Regions from separate parts of the Homo sapiens genome. Here regions 1 and 2 are each linked to region 3. Evidence: chromatin contacts called from ENCODE Hi-C or POLR2A ChIA-PET data. All regions are on one chromosome and are shown on one strand. Each heading gives the region's core, a stretch centred on a gene start or an enhancer-like site at or near the end of the contact. The rest is flanking DNA. Distances are from core to core; before and after follow the strand shown.

Evidence for each region. A loop is a pair of places that touch in the nucleus more often than their neighbours do. ChIA-PET counts read pairs that join two places held with the same protein, here RNA polymerase II (POLR2A). Pooled maps may share reads with other maps.
Region 1: a loop to region 3 is called in a map of naive thymus-derived CD4-positive, alpha-beta T cell, with 19 times the contacts of the local background. The contact joins the promoter of TRIM41 here to the promoter of SQSTM1 in region 3. A Hi-C loop is called at or near these places in 1 of 168 maps with a recorded cell type or tissue (naive thymus-derived CD4-positive, alpha-beta T cell), 1 of 37 single-sample maps with no recorded cell type and 8 of 50 pooled maps. POLR2A ChIA-PET finds 5 or more read pairs at or near these places in 1 of 52 experiments (H1).
Region 2: a loop to region 3 is called in a pooled map, with 6 times the contacts of the local background. The contact joins the promoter of TRIM7 here to the promoter of SQSTM1 in region 3. A Hi-C loop is called at or near these places in 7 of 50 pooled maps. POLR2A ChIA-PET finds 5 or more read pairs at or near these places in 3 of 52 experiments (GM10248, OCI-LY7 and endothelial cell of umbilical vein).

The regions. Positions count from the first base shown.
Region 1 is chr5:181,221,895-181,225,143 of GRCh38, reverse strand. TRIM41 (tripartite motif containing 41) reads right to left here and starts at 1,863. Exons shown (of 6, transcript NM_033549.5): 1 at 332-1,863. The coding sequence starts at 1,144. TRK-CTT2-3 (tRNA-Lys (anticodon CTT) 2-3) reads left to right here and starts at 3,093; the gene lies at 3,093-3,165. TRV-CAC1-5 (tRNA-Val (anticodon CAC) 1-5) reads left to right here and starts at 2,677; the gene lies at 2,677-2,749. It overlaps MIR4638 (microRNA 4638), which reads left to right and starts at 2,511; the gene lies at 2,511-2,578. RefSeq lists enhancers at 1-967, 1,635-1,864 and silencers at 1,115-1,324, 2,595-2,824, 3,075-3,249.
Region 2 is chr5:181,203,870-181,206,445 of GRCh38, reverse strand. It overlaps TRIM7 (tripartite motif containing 7), which reads left to right and starts at 1,250. Exons shown (of 7, transcript NM_203293.3): 1 at 1,250-1,857. The coding sequence starts at 1,336. RefSeq lists silencers at 972-1,291, 1,552-1,881, 1,922-1,991.
Region 3 is chr5:179,819,274-179,822,286 of GRCh38, reverse strand. It overlaps SQSTM1 (sequestosome 1), which reads right to left and starts at 1,382. Exons shown (of 8, transcript NM_003900.5): 1 at 1,146-1,382. The coding sequence starts at 1,350. RefSeq lists silencers at 768-947, 958-1,217, 1,328-1,577, 2,878-3,013 and enhancers at 1,171-1,880, 2,488-2,647, 2,401-3,013.

The DNA.
Region 1 (3,249 bases), core at 614-3,113, 1.4 Mb before region 3:
GTGTCTCCGTCAAGGACAGACTTAAGACTCACCCGAAAGAAAACGAGACTTCTGGTAAAGCCCTAGAGACCTGATCTGGCATCACCGGCTTTGCTCTATTTGCTTTGAGGAAGCCATCCTTCCCTGGTCGTCTTCACTGCATCTGCTCTGTGTACAGAATCCTTCTCATTCTAATCCACCTTGGTGGCAGTAAGTGCTTAGATAAGCAAACTTGGCTCACCAATACCATGAGGTTCTTTGGTGGGTGAAGAGATGTTTCCTTTTCCCAGGTCCCCTTACTTCCTCTCCATCCCCCCACTAAACTCCCATCTTCTCTCTGTACTTCTCTCACCTTGTACTCCTGCACCACCTCCTCCAATGGCACCACGCTGTGCTGTTTGTGGCTCCTGGATTCTCGGCACACCACACAGATGGCCTCTTCGTCTACCTCGCAGAAGAGCTTCAGGGCTTCTTGGTGTTTGGGACAGATGCCCTGATCGGTCACGCGGCTCCCTCGACCAGGGGTTGGGTGCATCTGCCGAATCACCTGGACCATATTGGCCAGCTGCAGGTTGGGGCGGAAGCTCCGCCGAGGAAAGCTCTTTCGGCACTGAGGGCATGTGAAGCACCTCCGAGGGGCTGGAGGCGGGGGCAGTGGGGTGACGGGGTCTAGATCCTCTTCCTCAACCTCCTCCAGCACTTCCTCCTCGTCCTCCTCATCCTCCCCCCTCAGGTCCTCCTCCTCCATGTCCCCCAAGTAGTAGTCCAGGTCTTCCTCCTCGTCCTCCTCCTCCCACACATAGTCCATGTTGTCCCAGCTGGACCTGCTCATGCCACTGGTCCAGAACACACCCTCTTCTTCCTCCTCGACCTCCTCCTCCATGTCACCCTCGTAGTCTTCATCCCGCATGGGGGTGTCCCACCCCGCGCCAGCCCCCACAGCCTCCACTTCCTCCTCCTCTCCGTCCTCCTCCTCCTCCTCCCGATCTAACTCATCTCTGTCCTCCTCATCCTCCCCACCCCACAACTGGGTTACACAAACTCGGCAGAAGTTGTGCCCGCAGCCGATGGACACGGGGTCCGTGAAGTAATCGAGGCAGATGGCGCACACCGCCTCCTCCTGAAGGGTCTGCACAGGGTTGGGTGTCATGGCAACGGCAGCCATCTTAGTGTCCAGCCAGCCAGTGTAGAGGTTCGGTGGGGGGGCGAGGGGCGGGGGTCTTCCCTACCGACGCCCTGGCGACCCGGCTCCACCCCCAGCCCTGCCCCTCCACACCTCGCCCCAAGAGCAGCCAGAGAGATGTCCTGCCGACAACCCACCCCAACACAGTGTTCCCTACTCCCAAACGACAACCGTGTCTCTACGAGGGGAGGGGACAGTGCTGGGCGCCACCGCCAAGTCCCTCAGGTGGCTCTGAGTACAAGTCTGCCCCAATGCTCCCTTGGACTCCTCATAAACCCCCGCCCCTCCTCACTTCCTGGCCCCGCCCCTAGCTTCCGGCCTCCTTCCCAACACTTCCGGCGTCTACACACCACCTAAGCTCGCGACTTCCCTCCGCTGTCCTGCTACTCCCCCTTTTTCCCCGCGGGGCCCCAGGGCGACAGGAAATGGCGAGGAGACGCTCTAGTCCGCACTAGAGAACAGGGCGGGAGGGCTAGGACGGTGGAGGCCCGCGTCTCTGTGGTAAGAGGCCGCGGGGAACGCAGAAAGAACAGAGGAACCGCCTACCCCCATCCCCCGCCGCTGGGGAGAAACTTCGGGGGGTAGGGGGAGCGCCTGGCGGCCGTCTGCTTTCGGTGCTATCACCGCATCGGCCAGACGCCATCCTACCCTCCCGGCACAGCCGACTGCAGCCGGTACTCCCCACAGCCGATGCCGGAAGCGAGGGGGTGGGTCCGCGGCGCGCCCTGAAGTACTTCCGGCCCTTCTAGGCAGACGACTTCGTTGTGGAGGACTCAGAGGGTCGTCCGGGTCGGACCGGGGGCGGGGCCTGAGAAAGCGCTTCGCGGGTTAGGGCAGCAGACGCCCCACCCTTCCCCAACTGTAGTCGGCGTTTCGCATCCGAGGTAGAAACTGCCAACCGGACACTGTCTCATGGTTTAGATGAACTTCCCTAACTGCCCAGCAGTGAAGAAGTGGTGACGAATCATTACATCTACATTCTCACAGCATCTCTGCAAAAATAGATGCTTTGTGCGGTAGAAATAATACTTGATGCTTAAATAGCTCTTTAAATTTTATTTTTATAGAGATTTGATGTCGATACATAAATAAATAAATGTTGTTTGATGCGAGAAAAATGACGGGGCCATGATTTATGTACAGAATCTCCAGTGAGTGCCAGACACAGCGTGACGCCAGGGCTGGGCCTGCAGAACTTACCCTGCTCTCAAGGCGGCTCGCGGGAAAACTCCAGATGGACGTCGCGCTTCCTAGGGGGGTGGTCAGGCCTCTGAGTATGTCAGATCAAACGCGCCAAAAACCACGAACCCTCGTGGGTGAACTATGCTAGGCCATTACAGGACCTGCGGACTCGGCTGCGGTGGACAAGTCCGGCTCCAGAACCTGGACACCGCTCAGCCGGCCGCGGCAGGGGTCCCCGGGCCTGTCCTACAAGGGCGCTTGCCTAGAGCTATCCCGGCCGTCTCAGCCGTGTGTGTCTTCAGGACGATGCCGGCAGGAAAGTAGCCAAGGTGGTTTCCGTAGTGTAGTGGTTATCACGTTCGCCTCACACGCGAAAGGTCCCCGGTTCGAAACCGGGCGGAAACACGTTTTGGTCTGTTCGGGAGATTCTCTCCCGAGGCCGGCCTTACGTGGCAGGAAGGACATGTGTGTCCCTGCGCTTCGGAGGAACACGGACTGGGGCAAAACTGAAGGAGAGCACTACTCAAGTAAATTCAGGTCTCGCCCCTCACCTAATCTCTTGCTCTTCCCTTCTGAAGCCTATGCAGCCATCACATGTACAGGAATCCGTAGATTTCAGATCCTCGGCTCTAGTGCCTAGAACAGAGCCAGGCGCAGGCGCTTCTTAGTATTTGCACAGTGGAAACGTGCTTACACCTCTGAGGGTAACCTCCATCTTCAGAGACAAAGTTAGAATACAGACATGGCCGCCCGGCTAGCTCAGTCGGTAGAGCATGAGACTCTTAATCTCAGGGTCGTGGGTTCGAGCCCCACGTTGGGCGTAATTTCGCTTTTTGGAAAGGTTAAGGCAAGTTGTGTTACCTAAGTGCACAAATGGTATTCTCTGTACCAAGACCTAGTGGGTA
Region 2 (2,576 bases), core at 1-2,500, 1.4 Mb before region 3:
AGGCGATGGGCCTACTTTCCACCGTGAACTGCGGCTCCTCTTTTGAATTTCGAACCAAGTTTAATCCAAGAAAACCTTACTGAGCTTGCCAAGAACTGCTCTAAAAACAGGATTCAGCCGTGAACAAACCTAGTACAGTCCATCTGAAAGCTGACATTCCAGAGGAGATAGAGTGCGGGCACAGAGCCGGCCCTGAGAAGGGAGCGCGCTAAGAGACGACTTTACACAGTGTGCGCGTTCGGGGCGGGCTTCGTGGGCAGAGACGTTTGAAACAAGACCTGAATGAGGTGGGAGGGAGCATGCAGGTGGTGGGAGAAAAGAGGTCCACGCAAGGGGAACAGCCAGCGCAGAGGCCACGGGGTTCAGGAACAGCAAGAAGATCGGGGACACTGGGTCCTGGAAGGCCCTGAGAAGGGAAGTCGGGAAGGAGGGAGCATCCGGGGGCAGATGAGGTGAGGCGAGGTCTTCGCCTTTGGGTGAGAATTGCTGAAGTTCCCGGTGACATTGGCAAGGGCGGTTTCTGAGGAGGGTGCGGGCGAAAGCTTGATCCAAGTGGCCTCCAGAGTGAGCGAGGAGAGAGGGTGTGGAAGCGGATAACACAGGCAGCTCTGCTGCGGGGCTGTGGAGACAGCTGGGGGACAAGAGAGCGCTGAGGTTTGTGTGTGTGTGTGTGTGTGTGTGTGTGTGTGCGGTGGGGGGGGAATAATACTGAATACAATGGGAAATTATAAATGTGTTATCTGTTCAAATACTAAGTAAAGAGTAAAGAAGCCGGAGGACAGTCGCAGAAAAGGTAATGGAATGGATACAAGGCCACGCTTGCGCGTGAGGGGACAGGACCAGGTTCCAGTCTCTAAATTTAACTCAGCACAGGGCCGGGGCGAACCTGCGCTGGCGGAACCTGACACCGTGGCCCGAGCGCCAGGCCCTTGCCCCGGCGATGCTGGGTCGGCCTCGGTCGGAAACCGGGAGTGGCGCTGGCAGCATTTGTGCGCCCACCTGTCGCGGCCCGTTTCCCGCGGCTGACTGGGTCAGGCTGGGGCGGCCTGGAGAGTCTGAGGGACGGGGGCGAGGGGGAGAGGCCGCTGGCCAGGGCGGGGGCTGGTGGAGCGCAGATCCGGGGCGCAGGGCGCTGTCCCGCACTTGAATGGCCCGTAGTCAACGTGCGCCTCCCCTCCCGGCTCCCAGCCGGGCGCGCCCCGGGCTCGAGTCTCTGCCTGCCCAGTGGCAGCCCCGCCCTTCCTCTCCCAGTGGGCCCTCGGCGCCCAGCTCCGCGTCCTGTGAGGTCCAGTGGCCGCCCAGGCGCGACCAGATCTGGGTGCGCGGAGAGCGCGCATGGCGGCTGTGGGACCGCGGACCGGCCCCGGAACCGGCGCCGAGGCTCTAGCGCTGGCGGCAGAGCTGCAGGGCGAGGCGACGTGCTCCATCTGCCTAGAGCTCTTTCGTGAGCCGGTGTCCGTCGAGTGCGGCCACAGCTTCTGCCGCGCCTGCATAGGGCGCTGCTGGGAGCGCCCGGGCGCGGGGTCTGTTGGGGCCGCCACCCGCGCGCCCCCCTTCCCACTGCCCTGTCCGCAGTGCCGCGAGCCCGCGCGCCCCAGTCAGCTGCGGCCCAACCGGCAGCTGGCGGCAGTGGCCACGCTCCTGCGGCGCTTCAGCCTGCCCGCGGCTGCCCCGGGAGAGCACGGGTCTCAGGCGGCCGCGGCCCGGGCAGCGGCTGCCCGCTGCGGGCAGCATGGCGAACCCTTCAAGCTCTACTGCCAGGACGACGGACGCGCCATCTGCGTGGTGTGCGACCGCGCCCGCGAGCACCGCGAGCACGCCGTGCTGCCGCTGGACGAGGCGGTGCAGGAGGCCAAGGTGAGCGCAGCCCCCACCCACCCCGTGGGTCCCCGGGACCCCCTGACTTGGTCCCGCGCTCCCGCGCACGGGGTGCAGAGAACAGCCTGTCGATCAGGAGGCCCGGGTGAGCCCCTCCCTTCTTTCTCCATTCCAGGAAGCCCAGCGCTGGTTCCCGGGCTGAGCGCGGTTCTCTGTCACCCCCAACATCACCAATACCCCCACCCCACCCCCACTGCGTTTCCCTCTGGGCCAGATACTGGGCCGCCTGCGCGACGTCCCCCACGGACTTGGCGATGTTCTTCCTGTCTGTTCGGAGCCTCTAGCCTGGTCTGCGTCTCCGCAGCTCTCTGCCCGCGGGAAGTCTCCGGCACAGCCACGCAGCCGCTGCCCCCACTCTTATCTCTTTCCCCGAAGCGGGCTCTGCTCAAAGTCCCCACCTCGTGGAACTGAGTGAGAGGACCTCGCCAAGATGTCCAGGGAGGGGGCTCCCGGGTTAAGCCGCGCACCTAGAGCCGTCTGACTGTGCCAACGCTGTCGATTCTGGGGGCCCTTTCTTTGCTATTTTCTCGCTGAGCCTCAGCGAGGGTGTGTGCAGGGGTGAGGGCGGGGCGGGGAGGCTCGGGCGGCAGTCCCCAGTCTCTCCTTGCTGGCCCATCCTGCTCCAACTCTCCCAGCCACGGGGCTTCCTGGTGGGGGGGCGGAGAGTAGAGGAGACGACTAGGGGTAGGGCTGCCGGA
Region 3 (3,013 bases), core at 133-2,632:
GAATATTATTCCTCCAAAAAAAACTAGTTCTGATATGTGCCACAACACTGAACACATTACACTAAGTGAAAGAAACCACTTGCAAGACTACATTGTCTGATTCTATTTACATGAAATGTCCAGGATTGCAAGATGAATAGATACAGAAAGGAGGTTGCTGGGGGCATGTGGATAAGAGGGTGATAAAAGGTATGTATGGCGTTTATAAGGTGATGAAAAGCTCTCACACTGAATATGGTCCACAAACCTATGAAAATAGTGAAAACCACTGACTTGTACACTAAATGGGTGAACCCTTATTTCAGTTACAGCTCAATAACATCACAATTTTTTTTTTTTTAAGAATAGGAGAGGGCCTGGTATGCTGGCAGCGCTCCAGAGGGAGGTCCTAGCACTGCACCCTCCCAGGGGCCGGCCTTGGCCACCTCCCGCCCTCCTGGCCACAACCACCTCCCTAACCCCACCCCCAGCAGCCACTGGTCACACCAGCGCAGCAGGAAACAGGGCTTCTGTGCCAACACCAACACTTCTGAAGAACGTTCTCGTCCACTTGCCAATGGGAAAACATCTGTACTCGACCTGGCTCGGAGCGTTCCGCCGGCGATCCGTGCCCTTCTCCCAGGCGCTGTCGCGGCGCTCGCGAGTCCCCCGCACCCCCGCGCTTGTTTACCCGCGTCACTCCCTCCCCTCGCCGGCGCTCGCCCGGCTCCTCCAGGGCATTATCTGAACCCACCACCTGGCGCAGCAAGGTGTCAGTGTAACCCGAGTGCCCGCCTGACCACCCAGTGCCCGCGGAGAGCCAGAGCGTTCGCCCCGGCGCGTCCTTGCCAAAATCCCCAACAGCGCGGGGGGTGGAGCGGGGCGTCTGACGCCCCCAGGCTCGAGCCCCCGGCCGGCAGGGCTCCACCGCCCCAGGGGGCCGACGCTGAGCAGCGGGTCCCGGCCTTGGTCACCACTCCAGTCACCAGGCCGGCTCCCATGGCCGAACTGGGGACCCATGCAGGCCACCGCCATCCAGGGAGCAGCCAGCGCAGACCCCCTCACGGCCCGCCAGGCGTCGCCGAGAAGGGAGGGGGCAGCCACCCCGCGGCAGGAGGCCGTGTCCGGCCTGCGTCACCGCCCCCGCCGCTCCCCGGCCCGCTCACCGCGGTAGTGCGCCTGGAAGCCGCCAGGCCGCAGCGCGGGGAACAGGGCGGCCACCCGGCTCAGCAGCCGCTCGCAGGGTCCCGGACCCGCCGCAGCCTCGGCTTCCGCCTCAGGCTCGGGGCTGCAGCAGAAGCTGAAGCGGCGAATCTCGCGCGCCGCGTCCTCCTTGCCCAGAAGGTAGGCCTTCACGGTGAGCGACGCCATAGCGAGCGGCGAGCTGGCGGAAAACGGGCCGTCCCGGTCGCAGCCGCCGCGCGGCTTTTGTAGCGAACGCGGAGGCCCCGCCCCGCCTCGAGAGGGGCGGAGTCTCTCGCGCCCTCCCCGCCCCCGCCACCGTCGTCGCGGCGCGAGAGCCGCCCTGCAGAGGCCCCTTCACTACTCTCCCCTTCCCCGCTACCCCTCGCTCCAGGTCTCCCGGCCCCCTCATTGCTGACCCCTCTCTTCATTGCCCCGGTGCACCAAGGACCCCAGGAAACCGGCCCTGGCACTCATACAGGCCTGGGCTCCAGCCTCTGCACCTGGGATCAGGGTACTGGCGGGGGTCCAGCCCCTCGCCCCTCCCAGGCTTGGGCCTGGCCATGACTCAGCAATATCCTCAGTTGGGGGTACCCAGTGCAGGGAGAGGGGGACACAGCCCCCATATCAGGAGGCTGCTAGGTCGCCCAGTGGGCACTGCTGGCCAGAACAAGCTGGCTCTCAGGTTGCTGTTCCGACCCTGCCATGGTCAGCCTGCCGCGGTGGCAGCCCTCTTACAGCGCATGGCATCCTCGGTGATGGGCAGCGCATAGCATACTCGGTGACGGACCCCGACTCTGGCCTGAGCACCAGAGAAGTTCCCAGTTTAGTAGGAGTGGAGTTGAGAGGTGCTGGAGGACCAGCTAAGGTCTCCTGAGTGTCAGTGGTCGCCAAGTGTTCACTGTGGTCCAAGTGACTCCTTATGGGCTCCTCAATTCAGCAGGTAATGCCCATGGCCCTGTGGGGGCTCAGGCCCGTTGGCCTTGTGGGCAGCCAAGGGGGTCAGCCAACAGCCTCCTCAGCTAGGAAGGAAGAAACACTGCTTTATGCCACCAGAGTAACCTGTCCGCCAGAACTGGGGCAAGGAGAGGGGCAGGACGAGTGGTCACCCTCTGGAGCCTCCCAGGCAAGGTCCTGTGAGTAGGAGGTCAGAACCTGCTGGGTCCAACTCATGCCATTTCAGCCCAGGGCTTGCAGGAGCTGGAGAAACCTCCCAGGGGAGGAAACCCAGAGGGAGGCAAGAGTGGCTGGATGGGGCCAGTCAGGTGCGAAGGTGATGTGTGGGTGTGCGCACAGCAGGGGCTGGTCCACAGGTGTGAATGATCCTTCCCGGAGGGCTCCGAAGTGGGCAAGGCTTCCACCCTGCCCAGAGCAGCCCTGTGGAGAGGGTTCAGGCCTCTCCCTGCATCCGGCGGTGGAGAGTGGAAAATGCCCCAGGGCCTGCTGGAGCCACTGCCTTGCAGACAGGGGCAGGGGACACAGAGGGGCGTGCTGGCAGAGGCTGTGGCCTACAGACAGGTGCTGGCCAAGCGTGACTCAGCAGCCCAGGCGCCTGAGAGCCACGTGGCCCCCGCCGAGGGCCGGCTTTCCTGCCCCAGCCCCCGGCTATGGCCCGGTCTGAGCAGGGTGAGGGACACAAGGAAGGCCTGTGGCTCTGGGAACATAGCTTTGAGGAAGCGCTCAAGGCGCCCCACTCACCCCCAAGAAGGAGCTCCTTTGCTTTCTCGCCATTTGGCCCGTTTGGGATCGCGGGAAGTTTCCGCGGGGGCTAGGGGCATGTGAAGAGACTGGGGGGGGGGCGGGGAGGGGAGAAGGAAGCACAGAAGAGGGAGTCTTTGGGAAGCTGGGGTGG